Linked DNA regions of Mus musculus: region 1 is linked to region 2. Evidence: chromatin loops called from intact Hi-C (ENCODE). Cell type or tissue: heart. All regions are shown on one strand. Links, peaks and the distances in the headings refer to the core of each region. The heading gives the core; the rest is flanking DNA.

The links. A loop is a pair of places that touch in the nucleus more often than their neighbours do. Peaks named below come from ENCODE experiments on the same cell type or tissue, not always from the same donor. Only the 100,000 strongest peaks of a DNase experiment are listed, where the experiment ranks them.
Region 1: a loop joins it to region 2, with 6 times the contacts of the local background. A loop is called at or near these places in 4 of 42 quality-filtered maps.

The regions. Positions count from the first base shown.
Region 1 is chr1:98,174,018-98,184,951 of GRCm38, reverse strand. Gm29461 (predicted gene 29461) reads right to left here. Exons shown (of 4, transcript NR_151613.1): 2 at 9,786-9,877. Among named protein-coding and RNA genes, the nearest start is that of Gm29461, 5.8 kb to the right of the region's middle. In heart, for the core only: a CTCF peak has its summit at 5,692 (motif pointing right); no DNase peak of the experiment used is centred there.
Region 2 is chr1:98,090,178-98,101,111 of GRCm38, reverse strand. It overlaps Pam (peptidylglycine alpha-amidating monooxygenase), which reads left to right and starts at 5,466. Exons shown (of 26, transcript NM_001357127.1): 1 at 5,466-5,627. In heart, for the core only: a CTCF peak has its summit at 5,581; a DNase peak (open chromatin) is centred at 5,501; H3K4me3 peaks cover 2,774 bases; H3K27ac peaks cover 3,028 bases.

The sequences.
Region 1 (10,934 bases), core at 1,818-9,817, 83 kb before region 2:
AATGAGAAGCCATGTACACAGCACGAAGCAGGTTCTTCCCAGTTACAGGCTCTGTGGCCACCTTGCTCTTGACATCCCAGCCTTCCAAGCTAGGAGAAATAAATCTATTGTTTCCAAGTCATTCTAGTCTCTAGATATTTGTTATAGACATTCATACTCAGAATTCTTTAAAACTCCAAGCACCACATTATCCATCCATTCCCTGTGTTTTGCCATCACCATCACAGTGAAGGACAGCATCAGTAAAGTCGTATGCTCCTTACGTCTTCAATCTGATCATGAAAGTTAAAAGCAGAAAAGACTACGCAAGAGCAATGCAACAGAGGTCAAACTGTGGAAGCTTCATGTTAGACTGAATAATTTGGTTAACAGTATGTTTCCTAATGGCTTGAAGATTACTATTTCTAACTTATAAGAAAGTCAGGGAAAAAATATCATCGTAAAATGTAAGTCCATAGAAAATACATTTTAAATTAGCAAGATATATTGTTAATAATCACATTGATTTAGAGTAACTTCTGAAAGAATTCAGGAAAACATCTGTATATTTTTTACCTTTTGTTGGAATGGAAGACAAAATAGTATGTCTAGTGGGTGTATGTGTGTGTATGCACATGCACGCACGCACATGCGCGCGCGCACACACACACACACACACACACAATTAGTATTTCAAGTTAGTCCTAATTCATACAGAGAGATTTGATTCAATGCGATATCTGCTATATTTGTTCAGTTAAATATGATTTGTTTGCATTCCTTGCACTATGGTACTCAGGAATGTGTATCGTTTACATCCTAAAATAATCTGCATGTTTCCCTTAAAAAAAATCCTGCCTCACAAGCCACTAAGTCAGTTAGTATCTTTCGAACTGTTATTAAAGAGCTTCTATTCACCACCCAATTTTCTCTTTCTTTCTCAATGAAATAAAACAGGACTTATGCATTTCAGTAAAATATTATATTACAATCTTAAGTAAAACTATAAAATAATCTAATCCAGTGTAAATAGAAAATCACCCTCATTAACCCTAACAGACAAACCACATGTTCTAGGTATAAAGCAATGTGACATCCATACTTTCAACTTGTTAGTGTCTATAAGTGTCCTGACTGTTCAGCTTAACAATAAAATCATGTGGCTCCACTTCATCTGACTGATTCTCAAATAATGCAGAAGTGTTCATATTCAGAAGCTAGTTGAAGAGTAACATATGCCAGCTAGGTGTGAGGCAGTTCTTAGATATCCTTTCTGCTCTAATAACCTTTTCATCCCTTATACTGAACATTTTGAACACATTCATGAATAAAGATATTTCTAGTCTCACAAGAGACAGCTACATCTGGGTCCTTTTGATAAAATCTTGCTAGTGTATGCAATGGTGTCTGCGTTTGGAAGCTGATTATGGGGTGGATCCCTGGATATGGCAGTCTCTAGATGGTCCATTCTGTCGTCTCAGCTCCAAACTTTGTCTCTGTAACTCCTTCCATGGGTGTTTTGTTCCCAATTCTAAGGAGGGGCATAGTGTCTACACTTCAGTCTTCATTCTTCTTGAGTTTCATGTGTTTAGCAAATTGTATCTTATATCTTGGGTATCCTAGGTTTTGGGCTAATATCCACTTATCAGTGAGTACATATTGTGTGAGTTCCTTTGTGAATGTGTTACCTCACTCAGGATGATGCCCTCCAGGTCCATATGCAACCCTATAGGTGGAACAACATTATGAACTAACCAGTACCCCGGAGCTCTTGACTCTAGCTGCATATGTATCAAAAGATGGCCTAGTCGGCCATCACTGGAAAGAGAGGCCCATTGGACACACAAACTGTATATGCCCCAGTACAGGGGAACGCCAGGGCCAAAAAAATGGGAATGGGCGGGTAGGGAAGGGGGGGGGGTATGGGGGACTTTTGTGATAGCATTGGAAATGTAATTGAGGAAAATATGTAATAAAAAATATTTAAAAAAATAAAAATTAAAAAAAATTAAAACAAAACAAAAAAAAGATATTTCTAAAGGCGATCTATCTTCATTCTACTTTCTAAAACCCAACAAAGTTACAAAGCACTCATGAGGTGGACACTTTAATTCAGAATGTTCATAGCAAGTTTTGAATAGAATAGATGCAATCAGACCTCCAAATGCATGTTGACAACTGCTCTCAGCACTGTACAATGTGATAAACACTCAAGTCAGAGAGACCAGTCTTCGTCATTTGCTAGCTAAGAGGGTTTTGGAGATCTTTACCCTCTGTCTTAGTCAGGGTTTCTATTCCTGCACAAACATCATGACCACGAAACAAATTGGGGAGGAAAGGGTTTATTCAGTGTTCACTTCCATACTGCTGTTCATCATCAAGGGAAGTCAGGACTGAAACTCAAGCAGGTCAGAAAGCAGGAGCTAATGCAGAGGCCATGGAGGGATGTTCCTTACTGGCTTGCTTCCCCTGGCTTGCTCAGCCTACTCTCTTATAGAACCAAGACTACCAGCCCAGAGATGGCAGCACCCACAAGGGGACCTCCCCCCTTGATCACTAACTGAGAAAACGTCTTACAGCTGGATCTATCGGAGGCATTTCCCCAACTGAAGCTCCTTTCTTGTGATAACACCAGCCTGTGTCAAGTTGACACAAACCTAGTCAGTATACCCTCTAAGGCTTTATTTCTTATATGGTAAATAGCATTGCTGGCAAGTTTAGCATGAGCTAAGGAAATGTAAAAGCACTTTCATGCTGCCTGACATATAAGAAACTACCAGGAAATGTTAGTTTGACCGTTTTGACCTCCTAAATACTATACAGACACATTCTTTTCTTATAGTTCTACTTCTAAAGTTACATAAACAGTTTGAATACTAATCTTCTCAAAGAAGATAAGTGGTCTTCTCCATGATTTCAACAGCAATGGAAAGTCCCTCTGACTTTGAAAGCAGTTGTTTTCTATGCTCATGTTTAATGTTTCTTTTAAAAAAAGAAATAAAGACTTTATTCTATAATTATACATAAATCCAAAACCATGCATCCCCTGAGTAGAGATAACACCACACTTTATTAATACCAGGTTTCTGAGGACTAGGAACAGGCACATTTTCTTGTGATTGATGGGAGAGTGTGGTGGAGAGAGCTCAAGAGGAAGTGCAGAAGAGTCCACTCAAGCTCCAAACAGATCATCAAGGGAAAAAAATTATCTCTAGATAAAAGATAAAGACACATTCAACAGCTATACTTTTTCCCCTTTTGGACCAGAAACTGCACAAAAAAGAGAAATATATGATCATATTCTCTTATATGAATGCATTGCAGTCACATTATTATCATTTTAGACACAGGTATCACTCTAGAGTCCAGGTGTGTCTGTAACTCACTCTGTTTTCCAGACTCGCTTCAAACTCCAGGCAATCCTTCTGATTCAGGCTCCTAAAGGATAGGCTTATAGCTGTGTATCTTTCATGTGATGATGGTATGGATCCCAGTTTCACTTGAGGGCATAGGGACATTCATCAAAGCAGGACATTTATATAACTGGACATGGTATCATTAGGAACATGGCCACTTCACGGGGTGGGATGAGATTATGTATAGGGAGAGCCGTGTCTTTAACATTCATACCCATAACTATGAAATTGTGTTTCTAGGTCTGCTTTCACCACAGTTTAAATGAAGAAAGGAAATAGAAAGGAAAGAGGAAAGGAAGGAAGGAAATAAGGAACAAAGGAAGAAAGGAAGGAAGGAGAGAGAGAGGGAGGGAGGAAAGAAGGAAGGAAGTAGAGGAAGAAAGAAAGAAAGAAAGAAAGAAAGAAAGAAAGAAAGAAAGAAAGAAAGAAAGAAAGAAAGAGAGGGAGGGAGGGAGGGAGAAAGAAAAAAGAAAGAGAGAGAGGGAGAAAGAAAAAAGAAAGAGAGAGGGAGTAAGAAAGAAAGAAAAAAGAGAGATAGAAAGAAAGGATGGAAGGAAGAAAGAAAAGAGAGAGAGAGAGAAAGAAAGAAAGAAAGAAAGAAAGAAAGAAAGAAAGAAAGAAAGAAAGAAAGAAAGAAAGGAAGGAAGGAAGGAAGGAAGGAAGGAAGAAATTGTTTAAGGAAACTCAAAGAAAGCAACAAAAAGTATTTGATATCACAGATTTCAAATCGGTTGTTTCTAACACCTTATACTCTGCAATGGCTAGAGGCTCCAGCAGATGCTCTGAAATTATTCTGTCCCCACCAGGCATTCAAAGAAAGAACGAAACAAAGGGAGGGAGAGTTTTGTTTTGCTTTTGTTTCAACTGCACATCAATGCCTGTTTGTGGCGGCTTCAGCCCAAATCGCATAACCCACTGCTTTAGTCAGCATGACAGCCCACTGGAAAAGTACGATGTGATTTAGGGAAATTCTGAAAGTGCCAAGCTGTCAGACCTAAGCACTTTCAGTCTTTGATTGCAGACTTAGAAAGAACAAAGGCCACACGTGTGCTCTGTATTCTAGACCAGCATTCTGTGGATACTTAGGGAATACTGAACAATAGCACTTGGTTGTAGAAAATCTTTAAATGTCCTCTCTGACACACGGGCTCAGCTCCTTAAACTGTAATGCATGTTTTATGTAAGTCTGTGTCTCCCTGGTGGTAAACTATTCTTCACCTTACACTCTAAAGTTTGTAAAAACCTGAACACCTTTCAGGAGGAGACTAAACACAAATTCTTCTTAGGGGCTTTCTCTGGCTACACCCTACAACTTGTTTTGTAATGAAAAATAGCATATTAATATCTATCTATTTATCTACCCATCCATCCATTGGGATTTAGATCGATTTTCTCAGCTGTGTTTTGACCATACCTTATCATTCTAATATTAGTGTCAGATTAATTTTAACCCAATGTATCTAGGCTTCTAAAAAGAATAGTTCAAGCAGGTAATTGAAAAAACTAAGATTATTGAAATGTGCATATTATTATTTCCATTACAGATAAGATGTTGTGTTCCTGAAGAGCTCTGATCTCTGCCATGATTTTATTTGGAGATAGAGACCAAAGGAAGGTGACAAGATGTAAATGGAGTAATAAGGTTGGGGCTCAATGCCAACAGGGCTGATGTTCTTATAACTGGAAAAGACAAAGAAATATTTCTCTCTCTCTCTCTCTCTCTCTCTCTCTCTCTCTCTCTCTCTCCCTCTCTCCCTCTCTCTCCCCTCTCCTCTCCTCTCCTCTCCTCGCCTCCCACCATGTCATCATGTGAGAAAATCTGAAAAGCAGAAAGACAAGCATTATCAGAAACCAACCAGTAGAGCCCTAATCTGTCATGGCTAGCCTTCAAAAGAGTGAGAACCAATACTCTAGTTATCACACACACGTACACTTAATATGTTTTCAATTTAGAGACAAAAATCTCGTGTTTGAAACCATAAAGAATCAATTTTTTCTTAGTGTAAGTGTAAAGAGAAAGAAAATGTTGCCACAATTCTTCTAAAAACCATGGGTAGGAAAATGTGTTTTGTGCTTTTAGAGAAAGACCATGAGAAAATGAAGCTACGCCTTATAAATTCTCGAAGGAAAACAAACGGAAGAATTTCAAAACCCAAACTAAATGGTAAGGTAAAAGAATTATTGCACACTATTTATTTTGTATTAAAAAGGAATTCATGGCAAGTTCTCATAAGCTCAAATGTAGATAATGTTAACAATCTGAGGTTGTGCCCCAATTGTAACAGCCTCTCTTACCAGTAGGGGGCAGCATGGCACATTGGATACCTCACTAACTGCCCCTTGAGGAACATGGGAGGGGTAGCTAGAAAGTAAACTATCAGACCAACACTAAGTATGGCTATATCACACAGGCCAAAAAGGAAATCTTTTTTTTAAATTTTTAATATTTTTATTATGTATTTTTCTCAATTACATTTCCAATGCTATCCCAAAAGTCCCCCATACCCTCCCCCCACCCACTTCCCTACCCACCCATTCCCATGTTTTTGGCCCTGGCGTTCCCCTGTACTGAGGCATATAAAGTTTGTGTGTCCAATGGGCCTCTCTTTCCAGTGATGGCCGACTAGGCCATCTCAAAAAGGAAATCCTAAGTTATGACTAAGTACTAGGAGATGCCAGCAATGCACAGGTCACAGGCTAGGAGGTGTCACAAAGTCCTTGCTGTACAAGCACAAGGGTTAAACTCCAATCCCTGCAGAAAAAAATACCTGTGATCCCAGGCCTGGAAAGGCAGAGACAAGAGAAACCCTAGAGCTGAGGGTGAGTCACTTAGCAGAATAAGTGAGCTCAGTGTTCAGTGAGAGCTCCTATCTCGAAGCATAAGGTGGAGAGTAACGGAGAAAGACACGCAACATCTACTTCTGCACACGTACGCGCGCAAGCATGCGCGTCCCCGCCCCCCCCCCCCCACAGCGCACCACACACATAGGATACATAATTCAAAACCTTCAGCACACCAATAGGAAGATGAAGGAAGAACTTAGAACGTGTATGCTCCCGAAGACATGTGGCATCAATCCCTAATTGTCCAAGGAACTCACTGAAATGTCCCACAGTGATTCAGGTTGTTCTGCTCTCCTTTCTCACAGTGAAAAATATCTCTCTCTTTCATTCAGTCTATATAAGCTCTCCTGAAAAGCAGCTCCCTAATACTTTGACTAGTAAGTTTACTAATCAATGATGCAGAGGTTGACACTCCCTCTCACACAGCAAACACAGAAGTAGAACTTTAAGTACTGAAAAATTGCAGAAGAAGACAAGAAAAGGAAAGAAAAGAAAAGAAAAGAAAAGAAAAGAAAAGAAAAGAAAATCGGTTAAAAAGTAAAATAGCCTTTACCCACCAAAATATTCTCAATGAACTCTTTAAAATATTGGACTTTATTTTAAATGTTGTAGGTAATGCAATTTTTTGTTTTGTTTTGTTTTGTTTTTTCGAAACAGGGTTTCTCTGTACAGCCCTGGTTGTCCTGGAACTCAATTTGTAGACCAGGTTGGCCTCGAACGCAGAAATCCACCTGCCTCTGCCTCCCAAGTGCTGGGATTAAAGGCATGGGCCCCCACACCCGGCGGTAATGCAATTTTTAATCATATAAATTCTTGCATGGGAACAACACAGGAGAAAGGGGAGAAAGATCCTGAGAGCTAGAATACCAGTACGTGGCTGTAAAACCGTCTCTTTTAGAAATGGCTGCATAAACAAGACCAGGACAGTGGCAATATTAATAAATAATATTAATGTCATAAAGGAAATGTAGCATGGAGTTCCACCTTCAGATGAGAACCTTCTAGGAGAGCAAGAATTAGCTTCTCCCAGGGATGAGCCCTGTTACTGATTATCCAATACGTGGTGGTCAGTCCTGAAACCATATGCACACAGGCAACAAAAATGGGCTCCATAGGTTGAATTTCTATATCTTTGTATACACATACATATTTATGTAACAATAATAATCAAAAAGAAAAGAAACTACTAATTTGAAAGTAAAAAGGCATAGGAGGGGTTGATATGGATGAAGGATGGGGAAGGGGAATGTGGTGTTATTCTATTTTAATTTAAGATTTATTTTAAAAGAAAAAGTACTCCTAAAATTCTTTCTATGTCTAGGAGTTGACATACATGATGGTTTCTATATGCTTGGGGCTGACTTACAAGTTCAGAGGTTTAGTCCATTATCATCAAGGCAGAAACATAGCAGTATCCAGGCAGGTGTGATACAGGTAGAGCTGAGAGTTGTACATCTTCATTTGAAGGCTTCTAGCAGAGTACTGGCTTCCAAGCAGCAAGGACTAGAGAATTTAATCCCACACCCATAGTGACACACCTACTCCAACAAGGCCACACCTCCTGATAGTGCCACTTCCTGGCCCAAGCATATATAAACCATCACAATATACAACATGTATGTATGTATGTATGTATGTATGTATCTATCTATCTATCTATCTATCTATCTATCTATCTACATATGAGTATAATTCCACAGTTATTGACATACTTATCTTCAATTGCCAACTTGACACAAACCTAGAGTCACCTCGAAAAAGGGAACGTCACCCGAAGAATTGTCCATCTAAGATTGGCCTGCCACCAAATCAGTGAGGCATTCTCTTAATTGCTAATTGACAACAGAGAAGGCCGCAGTCTACTGTGAGTAGTGCTTCCCCTAGCAGGAAGCCTGGGCCATATACAACAGGAAGTAGAATAAGTCAGAGGGAGAACGCAAGTAAGCAACCTTCCTTCTTGGTTACTTTAAATCTTTTTCTTTGAGTTTCTTCCTTGGGTTCTCTTGACCATAGCATCTAACCTGTAAGCTGAAATAAACCCCTTTCCTCTCCGAGTTGCTTTTGGTCATGGTGTTTATCACAGCAACAGGAAGCAGACTATAATGCTTAGTGTGGATATGGTAAATATCGAACAAGTCTGTAGTATTCTTCTGGCTACTAAAAAAGAATATAATTTAATCAGCTTCCACACTGGAACTATACCTTATAGCTTTACTGACATATAGAAATAACCACACAGTGTTTCTATTTATAGTTTCGTGTTGCACAGATTATCGTAACAGAGGGAAAATAAGCATATCCATGTAGTCATACACACAGCTTTGACCTTACACATAGAAGTGTTTGCTTTTTCTCCACTTAGAAATATTCAAATGTTTATTATGTGGGAAGAAGTGAGTTTCACTCCAGATGATGATGCAGGAAAAAAAATAATGAATTTGAGAAACACAGAGAGAAAAAATGGAATATGAGAAAGAGGGAAAGAAAAATAATAAAAAGAAAACACCAAGAAACAAATGACAGCAGATATAATGCTTGCCATGCCCGACAGGAGCAGGATTGGTGCTACATTTTTAGATAAGAGTTTGTGCATCTGATGATGAACATTCAGTGTCAACTTGACCAGGCTTAAAGATGCCAGGTTATCTGGTAAAACTAAGTATCTGCATATATCTCTGAGGGTATTCCAGACAGATAATCAGCATTTGAGTTGGTAGACTGAGTTACAGAGTTCACACTAACCAGTGTGGATAAGGTGTCATCTAATTCCTAGAGGCCAAAATTAGAGAAAACGGTGAAGGTCCCCTTCCCTGCTTAAACTAGAGTATCTGCCATTCCTTGCTGTGGGCATCCATGCTCCTGGTTCTCAGTACCCAAATTCAGTCCCCATTTTCTCCTCTTGGTCTAAGGTATGAAGTTGGAACTGAAACTATATTGTTGGTTTTTCTGGCCCCCTTTCAGCAGATATAATATGTAGCCTTCAGAATCTAGAAGTAAATTCATAATGAATATCCTCATATATATTTCTATATACCCTATTGATTTTGTTTCTTTGGAACACTCCAATACACATAATCTATGTCTGCTGACATCAGGCCATCTTAGTCTCTGGAACATGAGCAAGCTCTTGTGCTGGGATTAAGGAAAATTATTTCCTTTCAAGACTTGATTTCAGCCTGCAGTGAATTTTTATGACCAAGTTATTAACCCCTGAAAAATGGGATTTATAATGGAAATACTGATAGGTTCTTAATGGTAACTGTGCTGGCAGGCATCTATATATTAACCTTAATAGTGTCAATTTGTGAAACTAAAGTGATTGAAAACCTACTCACTTTGACTTCAGTAATCCCTGCGTCACTAGTTTTCAATATTACCTTCATTGGGATGATTTTTTTCTAGGCCTTTTAAAAGACTACTATCCTATATTTATGAGTAAGAGAGCTACAATACTATAGGGTTTTGCAAATATCACAGGGTTGGAACAGCATATTTATTTCCAAATGGCCTAAGATTCTGTGGTACTCTTCTATTTAGGAAATTTACCTGCATAAAAATTGTGGGTTTCCCAGCCATGAAGTCTTTAGCCGGAGGCCTTTCTCTTTTGCCTTTCATCTCTCCAGAGGCTCATTGAACAGCTGAAGGAGATAACAATGTGATTTCATGAACAGTGACCAAAAGGAAATATATGTATCCCTAACTTGGGTGGATAAGCTGACTCTTCACGCTGTCAGTAAAACTGCGTCTGGATGCCAGATTCTCACTGGATTGATCTCATTATATAACTCACTGCCTGCAACTGTATTCTGTTATGGCCTCTTTTATGCAGCCTGACAGCCTATATACAGATGTATCAGTAAATACATTCAGCCGATGCTTAAACAAACTGTTCCCTATCATCATGTTTATCAGGATAAATGTGTTGCCAGACATATTCTTCCGGAATTGATATTAGCAGAGCACAGCAAACGTCATCTCTCCTTCCTCAAGGGGCTCTTCTGATACCCTCATTCTGGCGTTTTAAAACACTGCACATGGTTGAATGGCTCCAGATGCGTTCTCTAACAGAACTTACAGAAACACGGAAACAGCTTCATCCCGTCAAGAATTATATTGTTTCAAGGCTATTCTGGCACAGAATAGAAAATTTGAAGGAATTTTGCCCCAAACCAATTGTGACATACAGCGTAACCAGAAAAATGAGGTCAGTGATTAGAGAAAATTTAGAAACCTCATACTAAAAAAGCTGGGGAAGTCATGGAAATCTTTTCTCATTGGGTGTGTTTCTCATGAACTACCAGAACAAAGCCGGGTGAACAGCTCAAGAATTCTGATCTGGTTCTTTTCAAAGACAGTGTATACAAAAACTAGCAATAGCATCCTGATGTGTGGCGTATGTGTACAAACCTTCCCTAAAATAGTATCCCAGGCAGAATATGCATGAATAACATTTTCCTTTACCCTTCATGAGCCAATAAAAAACAATGCAAATATTTTAAGTATCCACCCACCTTTCCATTTTCCATCACTGAAAAGCTAGCTTACCCTTTGCATTCAAGCCTCAAGCTGTGGCTGACAGCTATAAGCCCATTATATTTCAACAGCCATCTGGCAGCAGAGATTCAATCCACTGCTTCAATCACAGTGGCCTGGCTTCTCTAGCTCTGGGAATTACACTAAAGTGCATGATTTATA
Region 2 (10,934 bases), core at 1,373-9,372:
TAGGTGTTCAGTGGTCTTTAGGCCCTATGACTATTGATGGATTGATTTCTTAGGTTAGGGGGAATCTCAGCAAGTCTTTGAGGGAAGCATTTGGTTTTAATTGACCGTCTGTATCTACTCTCCAGTCAGATCCTATTAGACCAGTAAACTTCTCCAACACAATAGTTCTTCCTTAACTGTTTCAATTACTTATCAATTCCTGTCTTAAAATACTAAATGAAAAATTCCAGGAACCATTATACAGTCTAAATGACTTACTTCTACTACTTTATATAGTAACAGGGTTGTAATTATTCAACTTCATCATTAGTCATTGTTGTTACCTTCTTATTAATTTATAACTTAAATTTTATTGCATATATGTATTTGTATAGTAAGGTCTATAAGGTTGAGTATTATCTGCTGTGTTATATATTCCCTGAGGTCTTGGAGCACATTGCGCTTGTAAAGGGAATCTACTTCTTATGAATTTCCAACAACAGATAATTTTTCTTTATATTTTCTCTTTATATTTATAGATCCCCTGTATTTCATATTCCCATAATAATAAACTGTATGGGGAAAGATCAGTATTAATTGTACAAATATTGCATATTATTATCATGAATTCCCTTTGGCATCAGCTTATTTTCATTTTACAAGCATGTATGTATTAACTACTTACATAAACTTGCCCCAAGATTTTCAATCTCCCTTTTCTGAATCAAATATCTCGTTCATCATTGGTACTGAATCTACAGGACATCTTCTGTCTCTAATTACTTTGTTTCTAAACTTTGGACGTTATAGAAAATTAATTATAAACATCATATCTGTTTTAGTTGCTAAATGAATACTGGCGTTATAGCTCAAGGAGAAGTTAAGATTTATTAAGAGTCAATTTCCCTAGAAGGGTTCTCTTCAGTGATCTGTGGCTTTGGAGTCAGTCACAAAGCCACCAAGAAAAGAGCAGATCATGGACTTTCATATTGAATGAAACCCAGTATTCTAGTCAAACATCATATGTGGTAGAGAACACATATCGTGATATGAACAGCTTATCAGACCTTATAAGCATCTTTTTTGATTTGGAAAAAGAAAAGCAAACACAACCAATTGCATGTAAGAGGCAAAGCAGTTCATATTAATGTGTTTTAAAGGGTTGTTCTTACTTGTTTATTCCTTGCCGATGGCTGCTATTGCTACATACGAAACACCACCAAATAAAATAACATCTGGAAAGATCAAATAAATACCTGTCCTCGGACCCCACCCCCAAGAGGCTCCCCTTTATTAGGTTCTGAGGCCTGGCTGAGGCGGCATGGTTTTTAAAGCTCCCTAGGTGTGGACAAGATTGAGGATCACGGTGTCTGGCTTTGAGGACTGAACTGTGTTTTCTTCCTCTCAATAACTGCATTCTGTGATATTAGAAAGACCGGTTTCTGGGGGATGGGGGATGTATGAATCATAATTAGGCCCTCTAAGTGTCAACCACAGCCTGAGTAGGGAACACCTGTGGAGCAGAGAATTAAAAATGAATGATGCCCTTTGTACCATAATGATAATACATTCTGCTCTCTGGGAAGCTATTAAAATATTCTTCTTTAGAATTTTTTTCAAGTCTATTTTAAAGCGACACAAGAGAAGGTAATACAGGGTATTCAGGAAGGCTCTGTGTACTTAACCTGGCAGAGCTTTCTACAAAATATTTTGTTATTTTATTTATGTGTGCATCCTACAGTGAAAGTGGGAAGGCCCTGGAGTGTATCAGAGCGGGGGGAAAAAAAGCAGAAGCACAGGCAACCCGTTTACATTGCATGGAGGCAGCCTAGCTCAGCTTAACTATGTCTTATTATATTTTTTGATTTGGGGGGGGCTGTTTGATGCATACATTTCATAAATGTCTAATCTCATTTAAATGACCATTTACATCTGTGAAATACACTTTGTGCCCTTGTTCTTCTGCATACTCTTGGAGCCCAGGAGTGTGGTGATTCCTTTGTTTTTTCAAAGGAAATTCGATGTGCACATTCTCCTTACAAGGGTTAGTAGAGTAAGACAGGGAAGCGATCTTAGTGATTCTACTTAATGAGGAAAAAACCCTTCCCCTATGTGTACACTGATGGGAATTGCACAAGTACAGCAGGAAGGGGTTTGCTGTTCCACGCTCAGAGTTTCTTTTCTTAACACCATGAAATTAAGAACGTGCCAGTGTGGAGCTGCATACCCCTGATCTCTTTCAAATAAGCAGTGTAGTATATTATTTCCTTTATGTTCTTTTACAGCTCATGCAGGGAAAGATAATTGAGTCCTTGACAGATGTCTATATTTCAGAGGGAAATTTATTTGTGAAAGAACAAACATGTATTACTTTTAACACAGGGCTATTCATTATGTGGGCCACAAGGTGCCTTTCGATGACTTGTAAATTGAAATTAATATTTTCTCTTGCCGTCCTAAATATGCATAAGCAATTTTGACTGGTTGATGCAACCAACTCAAAGCTCATTCTTGGATTTCCATGTAGCTTTCTGCTCTTGATCAAGACTGGGCACTCTTAGGTCATATGTGAAGTGCAGAATAAGAAAGCATTTATATTTCCTTCTTTTTCCAGAGAAGCTCATGGACCTGCACATTCCGCAGTATTTGCAGAATAAGTACTCTCTACCGCACCCATCCTCGCAAGGAAGTGTCTCTTAGATGTGGCCCAACAGAAGGGAAACAGCAAAGATTCTCCACGAATTCATCTTTACTCATGTGTGCTTAGAATGTCTACCTTTACTTGAGTGTGCTCAGAACGTCTATCTTCCAAACCAAACACGGGTGTTGTACAGATGAGATGCTCCTAACAATTTTGTATGAGGTGGGTCAGCTTGGAGAACTGCGCAAGCAACAATCACATGATGGCAGATTGAGAAAACAATTGGGAGCTTTACAGGGAAATGTGTACCTCCATCTGCTCCACAGCACTGCCTATGAACATGCTGCTCTCCATAAATTATGCCTCACGTTCTTAGCTGTTGGCTGGCTGCACATCTTTTGCACCATGACTACGCATAGCATTATAGAATTAAACTGATAGCATACAGTACCAGAAAGGACCTTAATTTAATGTTATCCCTGTAGGGGATGACTTTTTCAGTGGTAGGAGAAGGCTTTGTTATGGTTTGCTTCTAATTATTGCTGCCTACATACAAATTGGCATGCCCTAAAGCCACAACTCCTGAAGCTCTCTGGCTGCAGGCTTGAGGTGGCTTCCCTAGAGGGCTGATGAGTCTTTTGTCAAATTGACAGCAACTAGAGTCACCTGGGAAGTGGGACCCTCAAATTAGGAATTACCCTCATCAGATTGGCCTCTGGAGTCATTGTCTTGATGTATTCCTGACTGTGGGAAAGCTTGGCCCACCAAGGGTGGTGCCACTCCTAGGCAAATGGCTCCAAACTGACTAAGAAAACAAGCTGAGCAAGCTATTAAAAAAAAAAAATCCAGGAAACAGCATTCCTCTGTGATGGTCTTTGCTTCTGTTCCTGCCTCTAGGTTCTTGGCTGAGCTTCTGCCTAGTCCCTCAGAGATGGACAGTTTCCTGAAAGTGTATGCTGAACAAACCCTTTCCTCCCAAGTTGACTATTGTGTGTGTTTTATCACGGCAACAGAACACCCAAACCAAACTAGGACACCAGAACTGAGTTTGCATTCTGAAACCCTAAACTGTCCACCAGGAGCTTGAGGGTATGAGACAAGAGTATAGTTAGACATTTTAACGATCTCTCTCTCTCTCTCTCTCTCTCTCTCTCTCTCTCTCTCTCTCTCTTTCACACACACACACACACACACACACACACACACACACACACACACACACACCTGTGAACAAGAAATTTTCTTGGGATCAGAAGGTATTGTATTAAAAAAAAAAAAAAGTCCACTACAGCCTGAGAACACTAAATCAAGTTTTCTTCTCTCACAAAAAATTAACCATTTGTTTATTTGTTTGTATTGGAGAAGGCACATATATCTATGAATGTGCATACAGAGAGCACAGAAGAGTGGCTATCTCAATGACACCTTGCTTCAAAAAGGGTTTTAAGAGCTTGTTTCATTTAGACCAGGGTAAAGAAATGACTTAGGAGCAATGCCAAAGATCAGCCCTAGTGTGTGTCGCCCTCATCAGTAAACTGAATCTGTTTCTGACGTCTTTTTATGACATTTAGTTTCTACAAAGAATTTCTTATCTCTACCTGAGAACCTAGGGTCAAAGGCTTTCCCTGGAATTTGGGTTGAGAAATAAAAGCTCAGACTGGCCTGGTCAACCTGATTTATCTCTGGCTCACCACTGCTGCCTGATAAGCTGTGATAGTCACTGAAGTAGTTTCCCTATGGAGAAATGGATTTTCTTTCTGGGAATTCCCCTGTGGCTTGAGAGCATAGCCTCCTTCACCCTAGCTCCCCCTTTCCACTGCATTTTCTTCATCTCATTCCAGGGACTTCTTCCACATCTTCAGTGACCTTCTTCCAATATCCCCCAATCCTGCCAAACAGAACTTCATAGATGGAGGCAGAGAGGAGCTCCTTGAAAAGACCAGCACTTGGTTGCAGAGCCACAGTAGCACAGGGATCTGCTGCGACAATAAGATTAAATAAAAGATATGGTGGAACTCTGGAGAAAGAAGCAGAGGACTTTGCACAGCAAGGGCACCATGAATACTCCAAAAGTCACTACACAAGGGGAGATTTAAATACCTGTTTCTATTAAAAGCTCTTCAATTGTGTGTGTGTGTGCGTGGGGGGGGGGGTGTGCAGATAGTAACGCGCAGTGACCAAACCTCTACCACACAACACTTCTGGCTTTTACTCATCCTGTCCTATTTCTCTTGCTTTAGGGCGATGCCGGGATGGGACTGGTCTGGTTGTCTTGTGTGCCAAAGCTGAGTGCTCCTCAGAAGCAGAAAGGGACAGCAGGTGGAGGTGGGAAGTCAGGAAAGGCAAACCTCTGGTCTTGGGGTTCTGGCCAGGAAACCGCATGCAACCTGTGTGTGGTTCGAATTCAGGGACCTGGCTGCAGGAGGTGACTTCGAATGGAATTACACCTCAGCTAAGGGTTCGAAACCAGCATCTTCTCTCCGGGTGCAGACCACCTGGCAGAGCCCCAGCCCAAAGGGCGCTGAGGAGGAAGGAGGTCCCTCACCCCCTCGGGAAGCAGCCCCCTATCCAACTCAGATCTCGTCCTCTACCTCTTTCCACGCAGCTGGCGCGGTCACCGCGCGGGGCTGGCCAGAAAGGACCCGGGACTCCGCCGCGTCCCAGAGACTATCGGGCCCTGGCCTTCTCCACGCTCCCCAGAGACCTTGGGACAGTGGCCACCCTCCGACCCGCCCGGGACTCCAAGCACCCGCCGCGCGCTCCCCGGGAGCGGGGAAGCCAAAGCCGGGCTCTGAGGGCTGGAGGCGGAGCCGAGGCGGGAGCCGCCCCGGGGGAGGGAGCGGGCGGTCCCGGAGCCCAGCGCGCGGCCCGGGAAGGAAGGAGGCCAGCAGCGGCCGCGGCCGCGTGCTCAGCCTGTCCCCGCCCTGGGACCCGGAGCCTCCAACTAACTCCGCCCGCCGCCCGCGGGCTCCCGCTTCCGTCCCGGGAAGAGCCTGCGGCCGCGCAGGTTAGTGTGGCCGGCGCCGGGCGCGGCGGGGAGAGGGTCGGGCGCGGGGCGGGGCGCGGAAGTTGGGCAGAGGCGGGGCGGGGAGCGGGCTGCTGGTCCCTTGGCTTCCTGGCGCAGGGACCCGGTGGGTTTCCTCCGGCGCGGCCGGGGTCCTGGCATCCGGCGTCCGAGCCTTCCTGGCATTCCCAAGTGCTGGGGTTGTCAGCACCACCGCGTTCTTCACCGGTGCTGTGCCCACTGTGGCACTTTAACTGCGCCCTCGCCTTTCTGGGCGCGTTTGTTCATTCGCCTTGGGTTTTTTGTGCCCCCCTTTTGGACAACTCTAAGTGGCGGTTGCGAAGCCCCGCGGGACCCCGAGTGGATCCTTAGGACTAGTTTGAGCGTTAGTAGGGGCCGCGCAGATTGACAGCTACGGACGTGGAATACCGACTGAGGCGCTTGAAGTGCTGGCAAGTGCCTGGAAGCATGGAAATTCCCCATCCTCATCGCCAGCCCAGCTCTGCTGTCTCCCCGCGGTTTTCTGCCAGCTTTAGAGTGTGTGTAATCCTCCAGGGAAGGGTGATTGCTCTGTCAGGCAGGATGGACAGTACCCACTACTTCCTATATTCACTAAATCTGGTTGGGTCACCTCATCTGTGTGGCCTTGGTACTCTCTTCCATCAGAATCTTTGTTGACCTGGACAAATACGCGTTGTTCTGTTGGCTGCTTAGAGCTTGCTGGGACGATTTTAGAGGGCTGTGTGGTGGTTTTGAGCCAAAGTCTTAGGCTGAAGCTCTGTGCTAGTGGGTCCCTGACCTGAGTTTGGTCCTAAAGCTGAGATTTGGTGACTTAAAGATGAATTTGGCCTGGAGCTCTTTAAGTCTGAGAGGGACAGCACCGCATTTTCTGGAACTGGTTAACAGAGCTGAAACTGTCCTTTATCCAGCAAACCCTATGTCTAAGCTATGGATCTCTGTTCCCATGGTTATAGAAATTCAACTACCATGAAGATCCTACTGGCCCCAGTCTTAGAGACAAGAACTTTTGCTTCAGATGTTTTGTTGTCTCTACAGTCTTGTTTCCATCCTACAAGTAAAATTAATTTGGGGGGGGGGGGACCTTCTTCTTTGTAAAGTGAATTCAGAAACTTAGTTGATAATCACAGACACAAGAGACATCGTTTAATGTCTTCTAACTACCTTATAAGGAAAACCGCCAAGAAAATCAGCTTTATACTCTGTATTAAATGGCTAAGGCCTGTCATTCTTATAGCCTAAATTTAATAGACATTTTCATGAGTCCCTGTATTATGCAATGCAAGTCTGCTGGGTGCTTTATAGAGCAAGACATGGAATATATTTCTTGCCCTTAAGGGCTTTCTAAACTAATTTAGTGACACCTATATCTTTATATGGACATCAAACATATTCTAACAGCAATACGTGGCTTGTAGAAAGTGTCAAGAAAGCTGTATATAAGCCCTTGTAGGTCATAATTTTGTGAGGCTGCCTCACAGAATGGAGTAAATACCAGGTTCACTAAGAATGTACTTTCTAAAACTAATGTCTCAAATGCCCAGGTTTCATCAAATAGACGCACATTTGGAAATAACTATTTTAGAGCAAAAGCAGCCAGTAAGACAGTGGTCCTAATGCCGGGACCCTTTAATATAGTTTCTCACATTGTGGTGACCCCAACCATAGAATTATTTTTTCTTTATAAGTTCATAACTGTGATTTTGCTAATGTTTTGAATTATAATGTGAATATCAATATTTTCCCAATGAGCTTACCCTCAAGGGGTCTCGACCCACAGGTTGAGAACCCTCACTTAAACACTGTATTATGTGGTAATCAAATACTGAAAAGCTACCATAATTTTATCCAAAACTTCAATTAACTGGGTAACCACGTTGATGTTTTTCTCCTCCTCTTGGGAAGGAAATTATAATGCCTAGAAAAATAACTAGAGAGTGGAAAATTTTGTTTTTATGAACATAACTTAAAATAACTTTATTATATTAATTTATTTATAGGGGGAGGCACAGGCACACATAGGAAATCAGAGAACATATTGTGGTAGCTAGCTCACTACTTCCTCCATGTCAGCTTAAGGTCTCACACTCAGGTTTCACACTTGGTGACAAGTACCTTTACCCACTGAGCCATCTTACCCACTTGCAAATATACAGTTTTCAATAGAGTAACACTTTAATATTGTATTAGATACTTGTCTGATGCTGTGATAAAACACCATGATCAAAAGCAATTTATAGAAGACAGAATCCCTTAACCTAAACATTTTGTAATTTTCCCAGACAGTAGCAATATTGTTCAAATACTGGGTTCAAATATTGAATCTATGGGGACATTTGTTATCCAGGACACCACAGGCACAAATGTCTGATGAACACTGGATTGGCTTTGCAAGTCTCACTTAAGTTAAATGAAACTTGTTTATTTGTTTGTTAGCCACGACAACAACAATTAAAATAATAATAATAATAATAATAATAATAAAATAATAATCACTCTGAATGCTCTTGAACTTTAAAAAGGTGAAGGATTGACTTGAGCTCTTTCTTTCCAAGTAAGTTGTATTTTATAAAATGCGATGACACCAATTCTTTCCCTAGTTCAAAGAAAAGTTAATTTACCTGCTGGCTGGGTGGAGTTTCATAAGCTACATGCATTCCTGTGGAACTTTTGAGAATTGATTAGACCTGCACAATAAGGCCTGGCAGGCTGAAGGGCAGGCTGAGGAGTGTGCTGTTAACTTTACAGCCGCACTTATAGCTCAGTAGGTTCGTTATCTCGTTTATAACGTGAGATTAAAGATTCTTATCATTGCCTTGGAAACTGTGTGGTTTGATGAAACGGCCATGAATATCAGACTCTTGATTCTTCACTTTAACTCCTTTAGGCTGCAAGAGCTAATTGTTAAAACTACATAAAAATAGCTCAAACAGTTAGGCTATGAATAAAGTGTTCTTGCCTTTATGTGCAATCAAGTCTACTTGGGGAAACTTGAATAGTCTATTGTCTCTTTATTAGGTCTTTTGTTGTTTTTGTTTTGTTTTGTTTTGAAGATGGAGACACTGTTTAGTCCAGACTAGGTTGGCACCTGGTATATAGATGAGGCTAACCTCGAACTCGTGATCCTCCTAATCTCAGCCTACTGAATGCTGATTATAGACCTGTTATTAATTAGGTATTTTCTTCATTTACATTTCCAATGCTATCCCAAAAGTCCCCCAGGCCCCCTCCACTCTCCTACCCACCCACTTCCACTTCTTGGCCCTGGCATTCCCCCGTACTGAGGCATATAAAGTTTGCAAGACCAAGGGGCCTCTCTTCCCAATGATGACCAACTAGACCATCTTCTGATACATATGCAGCCAGAGACACGAGCTCCGGGGGGTACTGGTTAGTTCATATTGTTGTTCCACCTATAGGGTTGCAGACCCCTTCAGCTCCTTGGGTACTTTCTCTAGCTCCTCCATTGGGGGCCCTGTGATCCATCCAATAGCTGACTGTGAGCATCCACTTTTGTGTTTGCCAGGCCCCCGCATAGCCTTATAAGAGAGCTATATCAGGGTCCTTTCAGCAAAATCTTGCTGGTATATGCAATGGTGTCAGCGTTTGGAGGTTGATTATGGGATGGATCCCCGGGTATGGCAGTCTCTAGATGGTCCATCCTTTTCATCTCAGCTCCAACCCTTGTCTCTGTAACTCCTTCCATGGGTGTTTTGTTCCCTGTTCCAAACAGGGGCAAAGTGTCCACACTTTGGTCTTCGTTCTTCTTGAGATTCATGTGTTTTGCAAATTGTATCTTGTATCTTGGGCATTCTAAGTTTCTGGGCTAATATCCACTTATCAGTGAGTACATGTCATGTGAGTTCTTTTGTGATTGGGTTACCTCACTCAGGATGATGCCCCCATTTTATCTTTATAAACCAGTTTTTTTTTCTTTTTCTTTTTCTTTCTCTCTTTCTTTCTTTCTTTCTTTCTCTCTCTTTCTTTCTTTTTTTTAAAAATTTTGTATATCCCAATACCAGCCCCCCTCCTCCTAGTACCCCCTCATGCAGATCCTCCCCTCATTTCCCCCTCACCCTTCTGGAGCCCCCCTCTGGGTATCACCCCAGAAGAAGGAATGCCGGAAGGGCAAGGCCTACCCGAGCCATGCTCCCCTAGCTGAGCAAGCCAGAGTCCCTTCAGAGTTCATTTACATATATATTTCCATTACCCCCATTTTGGAGATGATAAAACTGGGTGTTTGGGGTGTTAAATAACTTTCCAAGGTAAAAGGACAGGCAAATACTTGGGGAGCAACCCAGGCCCATCCCCACTGCACCTCAGGTAACTGCTAGACTTGGCACATCCTCTTCCAATGAGGCCAGACAAGGCAAGGTGGCCCACTTAAAGGAACAGGATCCACATGTAGGCAACAGATTCAGGAACAGCCAGCCCCAGTTGTTGGGGCAACTTCATGAAGGCCAAAAGGCACATTTTCTACTCATGGGCAAGGGCGGGGACATAAACCACAAGTTTTCTATGTGCCATATCTGTCTACTCTCCATCCAGAGACAGTCATTTGTCCTGCTCTGGGTAAAATACCCCTAACTCTTCTCCCTTGCCCCTTTTCTCCTCTCTCCCTGTTCCCTTCCCCTTCTCCCTCTTCCCCTATCACCTGTCTGTGACTCTCATTCCTGCCTTCTGTCCCTCTCCAGCAAATAAATCTCCCTTGGTCTAAGAACTTGGTCTCAGGGGTCCTGATCTGATATTTTCCCTTTCAGACTCTTGTAAAAGTTAGATGCCCCAGCCAAGAGAGTGCTTAGAGCATCACTTGCCATTGAATGTGGGGTAGGGGAGGGAATGACAATCCAGAAGTCCCAAATTAAAGCTAATGCATAATGTACATAAATACATAACCCAAATATTTTAGAGTAGATATTCCTCATCTAACTTGTTGCCAAACCTTTACTCAACATATGTTTAGCAAGATCCTACCACATGGTCAAATTTTGCTGACTCTGACATACAGTGGTGGGAGAAGTGTAGAGAGTCACAGAGGATTTGATGATGACAGCTTGTGTCATGTTCTGGATGTGCAAGCATAAATACATTCTCTGCTCTCTTGGTTGGTGGTAGGCAACGGTCAGTGAAAATGTCAGAGGGCGTGAGTTCTCTAAGACCTGAAGCATGAATTAGCACTCTAATAAATTGGAGAGTTAAAAGATGTTCCAGATCCAGGGGAGCTTGAGAATGGAAGTCAAGTGGAACAGTGGGAAAGAATAAAGACATATCGGGAGGAAGGACAGCTGAGGC